2 separate regions of the Mus musculus genome follow, and region 1 is linked to region 2. The links are chromatin contacts, found by Hi-C or POLR2A ChIA-PET in ENCODE. All regions are on one chromosome and are shown on one strand. Each heading gives the region's core, a stretch centred on a gene start or an enhancer-like site at or near the end of the contact. The rest is flanking DNA. Distances are from core to core; before and after follow the strand shown.

Region 1 (5,389 bases), core at 1,999-4,498, 98 kb before region 2:
ATCCAGGGAGGGGATCCTCTGCCAGACAATCTAACCGAATGAGTAACCTCCAGGCCTATGAGAGACCTTGTCTCAAAGGATGAAGAGGGCTTTGGAGAATCCCCTCTGGCTTCCATGCCACCTGCACAAGTGCATACATGTACACACACACACACACACACACACACACACACACACGCACACACACACACACACACAGAGAGAGAGAGAGAGAGAGAGAGAGAGAGAGAGAGAGAGAGAGAGTTTGGGGAGACCTAAAACAAACAGGCAAAAGTAGAGGATAGGGAGAAGGGAGGGAGTGGGAGGCACCGGAAGAGGAGGTACCGGAAGGGGAAACACCGGAAGGGGAGGCACTGGACGTCAAGGAAGAACGCAGTTCCCTGGTCTGCTATATGAGAAACTGTCTAGGAGCTGTGGCTAGAACTCCCGCCCGAGTTCTTATGGGGACAGTAGATGACTGAGAAAGGTTAATACACGATGGCATGTTCCCCAGTACATGTAGTGGTGTATGTCCAGTGGACTCCTCAGCCGACTCGTAAGCATGAAGCCCATTCCCTTCTCTCTTCCGGCTGCATAGGCTGGGAGAAACCTGACTCTTCCAGGCAATTCCCTACCGGTGTCCATTAGTATTTAAGCTCACAAGGCAAGGAGTCCTTCCTGATACCCTGCAGGACCAGGCTGAATAGAACTCTCAGCTGCTGAAGGCCAAGGGTATAAACCTGAGAATTCAGTAAATATTCCTAGCATTATGAGGAAGACAAGCAATAGCACTCATCTAAGAACCAGGAGGCTCACTGACTGGGAAGCCTTCCCCAGGGGCCCCGTTACCCAGCATGGAAGAACAGACTTGCTCGCTCAAAACTTCACCTGCCAGATAAAAGTGGCCACTGAATGGATTCATCAGAACCAACGGCTTCCACAACCGCCTCTCCCAGTCCTGAGGGTTCTGGTCTCTCTGCAGGAATATGACCAAGTTGGGGGGCTGTGTCTACCTCCAAAAGCACAAGGTCCTGCCTAAGGAAACCACCTGTTAAAGCCTTAAGTCAAGCTCATGGGGGACAAGGAGGGCGTCTCAGAGACTGTGGTGAGATGGCTTCGTGCAGGCACAGGGGGTGGATATGCATGGCAAAGAGAGGGGGAGAGAGAGAGAGAGAGAGAGAGAGAGAGAGAGAGAGAGAGAGAGAGAGAGAGAGACTGAGACTTCAGAACTGGGTGTGATGGAGCCACTCTGGGAGAGTAGAAGGAACAACGGAAAGAATGTTTGTGTCACCCTGAGATTCCTATACTGAAAGTCTGGGAGGTGTCAGCCATGGGGACAGAGCCTTTAGAATGGGGGTTCCTCTCTGGATAAAAATGGTATCTTACCTCAGGAGGACACAGAAAACACAGAACCCCATGAAACAGGTAGCAGATGTTCTGCAGACTAATTTGTGAGTACCTTGAACTTGTAAGAAATACATTTCTGTTTAGATGCTAAACAGTCTGTGGTTGGTTGTTATGGAAGCCAGAATGGGCTAAGACACAAAAACTCGGAAATTGATCTTCTGGCCAGCAGAGAATGCCACTCACCCACTCAGAGCACAGCAGAGGATAGGGAGAAGGGAGGGAGTGGGAGGCACGGGAAGAGAAGGTACCGGAAGGGGAAGCACAGGAAGGGGAGGCACTGGACGTCAAGGAAGAACGCGGTTCCCTGGTCCGCTATATGAGAAACTGTCTAGGAGCTGTGTCTAGAACTCCCGCCCAAGTTCTTATGGGGACAGTAGTTGGCCACCTCAGAGTGACCATCTAGAACAGACCCTCAGAACGTGCTAGACCCGTCAGCTCTCTCCGAAGCGTCTTAATATTTGAGCCTGACAGATGGGCCAGGTCTTGGGTGGAATTATGTGTGAGCTGGTGACTCAAGTCCTGCAAGAGCCCCACTCAGATTGAGCTCAGCTCTGAGCCAAAGCCATCAGACCGGTGTGACCCACAGAACGGCTTCAAATGGTGACTGCAAAATAGCCCAAAATACCAAGTTTTTAACATAAAACCAAGGATGGTTTCAAATTATTAGAGATTACATATGTACAAAAGAAGTAAATATACAGGAAGTGGCTCTGAGTCTGCCACAAGGGCAGGACTGGGGACCAGGAGTGACAGTTGACAGACTTGGATTTCTTGCTAGCATGATGGAGAACATAAATTGAACTGGGGAGCAGGGAAGCGAGGGGGTCTGCCCAGCTCTGCCAATTTGGCCCCATCCGTAGAACGCTGCACTTAAAACGAGTAAACTTTATGCGTAAATTCACAGCTCCAAAAGACTACTTTCAAAAATAAGCACAGCAACGTTTTCAGGATAAGTATTAATATTTTCAAGATTCTGACCCATTTGAGAAGATCCAGCTAACAGCAGCAACGTGTAAGATTTAATCGAACAGTAGTATTTCTGTCCTGGTATAAGTTAAAAGCCCTTTTTAAAATCTTAATGATCGGGCTTATATTATTTAGATGTTACCTTCTTCTTCTGGGAACTGACATATTCAAAAGGGGACTTTAAAATTTAAATGCAATTTAAATTATTAAAAGCCAGCTAAAAAGTTTCTTAAAGGCTAAATATTAATCAAAGGCCATTTTAGAGATTCACTGGTAGAGTTCACTGAGATTCTTAGAGGTAGGCTATGCAATCTGGGACTTGAACGTTTTTTTAGAAGCCTTTTCTTTACATAACAATCTGCCTTGTGCTAACAGACGTGACAAAGCTACTTCAGGCTGACCATAAAGCATGAAGGGCAGCAGCCCACATCCCAGACTAACCATATGTTATCTCTAAAGCCCCACAGTGGTCGAATTTTATAACAGAGAAACTCAAGACTACGTGGAAAAGTGGTTCAAAGAGCAGGAGCTGGCAGCTGACCCAGGAAAGCCCCTATAAATTCACTTTATATCCCCTCCGATGAGACAAAGCAGACAGCATTGCAACACATATCTCGCATCCTCCATGCAGAAGTCATGCCGAGCCTTGAGCGGTTAAGTTTTCTCAGTCACAGCCTTGACTGCTGGGGAATTCACCCCCTGCCCTGCAGTTTCCTGGAACGCTTCTGAATGTATTTTGCAGGCTACAGATAACATGCCAGCATGCTTTCTTATGGTGTCTGGTGCTCCAAGTTTGACTTTCCAACTTGGACACGTTGATGTCTGCCTCTGGGGTTCCCCCACGCTTACAGACAAGTGACGAAGCTCTTGGCAAGGAGTCGCCTTTGCTGAAGCTACTGAAGCTGGGGCCATTAACTCCAAACCTGTTGGCTCCCTATCAGTCTTTAGCCCTGCACAGGACAGCGGCACCTTAACAGTCAGCTGTACAGGGCAGGCCACCTGTACTAGACCTGCAGGCTAGTCTCTCGCTTGGAGTACCAGCCTTTCCCTGTGACTATCAAAGGGACAGTTGCCCTTGTCTTTCTCGAGACCTCTTGGAAGACTCTGAGTCCTCCCAGCCTCTTCCTTTCCTCTTTGACTCTATCCCAGAAGGCAGGAAACATGGTGCTCTGGGTGGAACTGTGCCCCATTGCCAATTCATATTTCAGAACCTCAAAATGAAACTTTATTTGGAAATAGAGTCTTTACTAGTACAACTGTAGTTACATGGAGACGAGGTCACAGTGGATGAGGGTGGGTCCCAAGCCACATGACTGGTGCCTAATAAAAGAAGAAGACAGACATACACAGGGAAGATAGCGGAAGAAGATGGCCAAAGGCACTGGAACGACTCGATGACAAGATGGAATGGCAAGGGCTGCCTGGAGCTGCCAGAAGCCAGGGTGCAAGGTGGAGCAAGGATTCTCCCCTAGAGAAGCCTTCGAGGGAACACAGCCAACTTACACTTTCACTTTGTGTATCAACTTTCCAGAATGTGGGAGAACAAATTTCTGTGGCTTTGAAACATCCAGTGTGTGCTCATTTGTTACACAACTCTAGCACACTAACACGTGTGTGCTGTGAATCCTAAACAGATCGCCCATGCAGAGGCTGAGAGCAAGCCCCGGCCCCAGGTAAGCGGCAGATGAAAGACCATTAGGCATGCTTCCCGATGACAACTACCTATTCTTTTTCCTAATTATTCCCCAGAAGAATGCCTCAAAAAATTGTCTCTCTTCCAATTCAAGCCAAAATCTCACTGCTGCAACGCAGCACGCACACACAATCTGCGGGGATGGAGTTATTTCAGAGCCAAGGGGAGCAACCCAACTGCCATGGGCAGAGGAGGCTGGCGGTGCATGGCCTTGCTGAAGATAAGGGGCAAAGGGCCTGGATGCTTGCTCAGAGGGTTGCTGGCCAGTGGGTCTGTCTCTCCTCCAGACGACGAGATAGAATCCCACCAGAAGGACACACAGTCAAGTCATAAAGAGCCAGAACTTTAAAAGGCAGCCACCCAGCAACCCAACCTTCTATTTCCCCTTCTGTAGGTGAATTAAAGACAAGGAATTGAGCTTTCAGTCACCCACCTGTCTGATGTGTTTCTGGCACAGAAGCCAAGGGAGTCAACACTGCTTGAAAAACATGGCTGTGTGTGTCACGTCACCGGAGCCAGGAAGGTTTAAACTCTTCAAACCGACCAACCAGCTTCCCTCTGGGAAAATGGCACCGAGGGGAGGACATGACAGAAAGGAAGCATAGTGGGGGTAGAAATCCATCCTGCGGGATCTGGGGAACAGTGCAACTGGCAAAATGTTCGAGGAACAAGAACGCGGCTGAATTTGATACCCAGAGCCTGTGTTAAAAAGCCAGGCCCAGTGCTTCTGCTCCAAATCCCAGGACAGGGAGAGTAGAGAGGCAGATTCCTAGGGCTAGCGGGCCAGCCAGCCTCATCTACTTAGTAAACTCTGGACCAGTTTAGAGACCTCACGTGAAAAAAATGAAGTGGTGGCCCTGGTGGTGCACACCTTTAATCCAACACTAGGGAGGTGGAAGAGGCAGGTTGCCCTCTGGGAGCCTAAGGTCAACCTGGTCATATAGAGTTCTACATGTTCAGACCCTGCGGATGGATGGATGGATGGATGGATGGATGGATGGATGGATGGATAGATGGATGGAGTGGACAACTCCAGAGGAATACCCTGAAATTGACCTCTAGTCTAAACACAGACACATACACACACACACACTCACACAAACATACACACTCACATACAGACACACATACTCACACACAGACCCACTCATATACAGACAGACAGACAGACAGACACAGACACACATTCATATGCACACTCATGCATGCACCCACCCACCCCCCCACACACATAGACACACACACATATAGATACAGACATACACACAGAAACACACATTCACACTCACATTCATTCACACACACACATGCACATTCATTATTGTGTTTTCTTTCTATCAGTTA
Region 2 (5,617 bases), core at 1,452-3,951:
GCATTTGCCTGGCACTAAAAGAGGGCTCAGCAAAAGCAGGCTCCTGGTGATATGAATTATAAACAAATGTCATTTAGTGAAAAGAAAGGAGACCAGGAAGGGAAGGGCCCAGCAGGATCAAAGACAGTATTCAGTGACCCACAGGCTTGGACAAGGCTAAAAGTTCCAGAAGGCTACACTGAAAAAAAAAAACCCTACAGCCACTTCCAAGTCAATTGATAAGTTAAATTCTGATGATTAGAAAGCTGGAAACGCAAGGCCCTGGCTACAGGTTGTGAGTTTTTTCCTCCGTGTCTTGAGTAAAGCTTATTTCGTAGTTCACCACAGGATTCATGCTAAGGGAATTCTGATGGACAACTTACAGGTGCACAGAGGTTCACGTACATTCCTTCCATACACTCCTGGTCTAAGCACTTCTGCTGAGAATTACCGGGCACGCACCATCCCAGCAAAACTTGAATAGGCCTGAACACAGCTCTGAAGTCTAGACCAAATCACTGGGCCCTTTGTTTAAACAGCATTAGCTTCATTATATCTGCATACCAGCCTGTCCTCTAGCCCTCTGGCTTGGTTCTGGGTGGCCCCTGGAGCTTGGCACTCTTGAGATGCCCGTGTGTCTGGTCCCACCCTCTTGCAACCCAGAATGCCAGCAAAGTCCATTTTTAAATTCTCTCACAAGTTTCACAACCACAGGTTTGAGTAAGGAGTTTGCTGACATTAGACTAAAAATATGAGCTGCAAACAAAAGCCATCTTTTACCAGGACTGGCTGGGGTGTCCGGGTAGCACAAGACCATATTCTTGGCAGCCAGACCTCCTTAACAACTGTTGTGAGCCCCAAAAGGAAGAGAGGCCAGTCTGTCCCTGCGCTGTCAAGGAATCCCTGCCTGTTTGATGCAAGGAACAGCTTTACGGCTCTGTCTGGCTTGATGAATTCGCGGCTGAGTCTACTGAAAGTGTTAGCTATACACGTAAAGAAGGCGGGAGGCAAAAAAAAAAAAAAAAAAAAAAAAAAAAAAAAAAAACAGCCTTATTTCCCTGGAAAGATACGTGTTTCCACCCCACCCCCTTCCTCCCTGCTATTAGGAAAGGAAATGATTATTGTAGCGACTCTGAGGAGTCAAAATATGTCAAGGTGACCCAGTACAGGTCTATTGATCCAGAAGAAATGGGGAAAGGGGTTCCCAAGTCTAAGGCTGGGTGGCCACATACAGAACCGTCTTAGAAAGTCCTACCTGTTGGGCTTCTAAACCATGCAGCACAGCCCGGCCAGAGCACTCCAGGGCGCCCCTCTCTTCTCTAGCACCAAACTTTCCTTCTGGACCCCCGGGATGAGGGGTGCCTAGGCCCTGCCTATCCTGATAGGAGACTTGGTATTTAGCCTAAGCCAGAGAAGACGTGAGGAAGGATTCGTTCCTGTGCTGCAGAAGTCTCTAAATGCTCAGAACCCAAGAAGAAGGGATGAAACTGCACAAAGTATCTCCAAGAGCTTTGATGGTCAAAGTGCAGCCCAAAGGCTCTGGAGTTCCTAGCTGGGGGGTCTGGGGCCAGGAGATGGTAGACCAGGCCCAGGAGCAACAGCTGCAAAGTCACCACCGTGCTGGACCCTGGGGTGTTTTCGCAAAATATCTCCCCCGATGGAGAGAAGAGCAGGGAACCTACCCACTCTGTCCCCACACCTGCTCTGCTGCTGAGCTTGGAACACGTGGTAGCTGGGCTTGGGGCTTCCCAGGCGGCTGCAGGGACTCACTACCCAGCCGGGGCGTGCACCACTCGCCCGGGGGTCCCCAACCAGGAAGAGGCAGCGCTGCCTGGCGCAGAACAGCCGGCTGCCAGCGCCTGCTTCACCTCAGCCCTCAGCAGCAACCCGGACAGAGTTTTGTAGTCTTCCCATCAACCCGGGCAGCTTCCAACAAGCCCTACCTTTCTATGCCACCTAGCCAATAGACAAGACACAAAGAAAAAAAGAAAAGAAAAGAAAAGAAAAAGGAGGCAACAACACGCGCCGCTGTCTCTCCTTGCAGTCTCAACCTCTAGCCTGGAGATGGGAGGAAGAGGAAGCGCACCTTCTCTTCCCATCCCAACTCCGTGACCCGCGGATCCCGGCAGTAAAGAGCCCCGAAGAGGCCGAAGGGAAGAGGTGAGGTTGGAAGAAGCAGAAAGCAGAGCGAGAGAGGAGAAAATATCCAACAAAACCACGCTAACGCGCCCCCTACCTGGGTGCAACATACTTTGGAAATAGAAGATGACCAAGATAAAGGATCCGAAGCAAGTGGCCAGCACCATCCGGCAAATTCTGTTCATCCTCATCACTTCCAGCAGCGCCGGCTTCATGGCTTTGTCCTGGCCGCGGGGACCCGGCTGTCCGGGAGGCGCGTCCCGAGCGCAGAAGCGGGGACCCCGCCGCGGGGGTACCAGCACCGGGGAGGCTCAGAACAGAGCTGGCTGGGCTCCGGAGCTGGCTCCCGCTAGCTTCACCGAGGCTCTCCGAGGCCCCGACTCTGGTCTAGAGGGTGAAAGGCGCAGGAGTTGGTGTGCAAGTGTGAGGATGCGTGGCTCCGGCCGCGCGCTCCTGCCGGTCCGCCTCGCCTCTGCTCGATGCTCCGCCGCCTCCTCTGCTGGCGCCTGCGGCCGCCGCTGCCTCCTCACGGGCCGGGCGACCGGGATGCGAGAAGGAAGGTGCCGCCGCCGCCGTGCACTGGCCTCTGTGACTGTCCAGGCCCCCCTCCCTCCCTCCCTCGCCAAAAGCTACTTCATTGCGCTCCAGTGATCTATATATTCCAGGGCTGGGTTTTACCAAACGCAACTCGCAGCCCCCGGCGAGGGGAGGGCGCCGGCGAGCGGGGAGGGCGGGGCCGCGCCGGGGCGGAGCGTCGCCTCCCCCCGCCCCTACCCGAGACGTGGTCGCGTCCAGCTGTTTCCCGGGGAGTCCGGAGTGCGCAGCACGCTCCCGCAGGGTCCCAAAAGCCCTCAGTCCCTGGGCGGAGCTGGGCCGCTGTCTCGAGGTTGCGTGAACGTTTCCATGACACAACCGGGATGGGGGAAAACCATGAATAAGATGCTGTAGTGCTGCCACCCGTTCTCCGGTGTGGCGAGAAGCAGGTTAGGTGACAGAGGCAAACAGGAGCCCTGCTGACACGCGACCATTTACAATCCCTGGGCGGTTTAGCAGGGGAAGTTGCCCCACGCTCCCCTAAGAGCGGATGCCCTTCTCATACTGATCAAAAACTGGGCAGTTCCGTTTTTCTTTCAAAGGACAGCTCAGCTTGAGGGCTGCTTTTGCAAAGAGGTTAAAGAGAGCGGACTTAAAGTCAAGGTTAGGGAAACTGTTCCGGCATCCCAGGATCTGGTGACTGCCGCTGCTAGCCTTTCTGACACGTGCCCTCACCCGCACCCCTCGGGGCAAAGCGGGTTTGTAGCTTTTAAAACTGTTTCACCAAAAGGTACAGCTTTCTGTAATTTATTCGAAGTGTATGAGAATCAGTCGGACGGATGTGAAAAGACGCCCCTAAAAGTCCAACAAAGTGTTGGGAGTGGAGGCTGGGAGGGGGAGATCCAAGCCAGCTTAGCCTTGGCAGGTAGAGAGAAAGATGGCGCTGCTTACCTGCATTGTGTAAAATGTTGTTAAATGCTCAGCTCCATGCATTTGGGTGGCCAAGGATCAATAAGGTGGACGCGGGTCAATGATAAGGAGATCACTTTTATGCCAGGAAAGCAGGGTTATTGTAAAGCCTGACCTTTCTACTTTACCATTAAATGCATTTACAGAATGCTGGATTCCATAAGACATTGTACCTTTGAATGTGTCTCTTCACAGGGGCACTGATAAATTCTTGTCGAATCTGAATGTAATGGGCCTTATCCTCCCCTCACATTTGACAGACTCACAAGTTGCTTTCTGATACATGTATCCAGAAACGCCTCCAAACCTCCTCTTCCTTCTCCTGAAGTTTTCCCTTCAGCAGAGAAAGTCCGCAGGCTTCCTGTGATTCAGACAAGAGTCAATTACAGGGAGATATTTATGTAGCCAGTATTATTTTGCTGCTCCTTTATGAATGAGTTGCTTGCTGAGGTGGCCGAGATATACATGCTCCAATACAAGCCACTCCCCAGGGAGTCCCCACATGATGTGAGTAGGCACTGCTGTATAGTCTCCTCCTAGTGCACTGGGTGGGAGGATGGACCCCTTGTAGGGGCATATCCCCCAGAGGGCCTGCAGGGCTGCTCATTACAGGCGTGCCATTATCTTCTTTAACCAAAGCACGATGAAGAGGGATTTGCATGCCTTTCATTCCATCATCTTTCTGCCCAAGGCAGAAAACCACACTGTTGAGCCTGGACATTCATAATAAGCCAGTTTGGGTAGTCACACACCCAAGGAAGACGTGAGAAATGTGAGTCTTTGGGGGTTTTGGAAGATTGAGTTGAACCATGTGCCGGAGAAGGACGGAGAGCCTTGCCAGGTATCCATGCTTGCATCCTCAAAATCTGGGTTGGCCCAACATACAGAATCGGAAGAGGCTGTGCCAGTGACTTGCCACGTCTTCCAGGAAGTATCCCCTAATTTCTCACTGGGCTTCTCTTTCCTCCTCTGTGCTCCAGATCCGACCCCACCTCCAGCCACTGTGCCCTATAGACAGAACTCTCCTGAAGGATCAAGGTGACTTCCTCTCCCTCCATCCCACTCTGATACCCAGTACAACTGGCACACAGCGGGTGGAAGTCACAAATGGCGAGGTATTTATCTCTTAGACTAGGAAGGTAAGGTAGAACCCTCTCAGGTGTACGGTCATAGCCAATGGCAACAGGCTATGACCCTGCTGTCCACAGCATACTTGTAGTCAGTGGAGAGGTTCTGATTCTTAGTCCCATGTCAAGCTGTAAACTTACCAACTGCAAAGGAAGTCTCCACTTTCTTTCTGTCCCTGGTCTAACAAAAACTTATTTCCCCTTTGCCTGTGCTACCTTACTGACATTGACAAGAAAAAGGACAATCAACTGATAAGATGTGGAGAAAAAAAAGAAGATTGTATCTTTTCAGTGATGACCCAAAGTAAGACGACTGCTTCTAAAGCCAGGCTTTGGGCTTTGGCTTTAGCTCAGTGGTAGAGCTCTTGGCTAACGTGCATGAGGTCCTGGGTTCAGTCTCTGCTCCAGCGAAATAAAATAAGTCAGCTTTGTTTTCCCAACATATCTGTTAAGACAGGCACGGTTCTATGGCAATGACAGAGAATCCCTACTTTTGGTGCCTTAAAGCACTTGGGCTACACCAACAGCTGCTGTTTATCTACTGCGATGGGCAGCAGGGCTGTACCTTGGATGTGTCTTGCAGACGAGGTGAAGCAGCATTACTAGAACAGAGATTCTCACCCCTCCTAATGCTGCAGCCCTTAAATACAGCTCCTCATGTTGTGGTGATCCCCAACCATAAAATTATTTTTGTTGGAACTTCATAATTACAATTTTGCTACCGGTATGAATTGCAGTGTAAATATCTGTGTCTCCCGGTATTCCAAAGCAGCCCCAAAAGGGGTTGCAACTCAAAGGCTGAAAGATGTTGTTCTAGAATGGTGCCCTTTGCAAGGCTTGAGAACAGGGAACATCTCACTAAATAACTA

Evidence for each region. Hi-C counts contacts between places; a loop is a spot of excess contacts on that map. ChIA-PET counts read pairs that join two places held with the same protein, here RNA polymerase II (POLR2A).
Region 1: a loop to region 2 is called in a map of heart, with 6 times the contacts of the local background. The contact joins the enhancer-like site here to the promoter of Chst11 in region 2. A Hi-C loop is called at or near these places in 4 of 37 maps with a recorded cell type or tissue (Patski and heart). POLR2A ChIA-PET finds 5 or more read pairs at or near these places in 1 of 5 experiments (embryonic stem cell).

The regions. Positions count from the first base shown.
Region 1 is chr10:83,081,835-83,087,223 of GRCm38, reverse strand. All of the region lies in intron 1 of Chst11 (carbohydrate sulfotransferase 11), which reads right to left. Among named protein-coding and RNA genes, the nearest start is that of Chst11, 99 kb to the right of the region's middle. Within about 2 kb of position 3,248, at least 1 of the 3 ENCODE cell types and tissues checked has a DNase peak (open chromatin) inside an H3K27ac peak, as active enhancers do; it is heart, where a contact is called at or near this core.
Region 2 is chr10:82,982,581-82,988,197 of GRCm38, reverse strand. Chst11 (carbohydrate sulfotransferase 11) reads right to left here and starts at 2,701. Exons shown (of 3, transcript NM_021439.2): 1 at 2,216-2,701. The coding sequence starts at 2,333.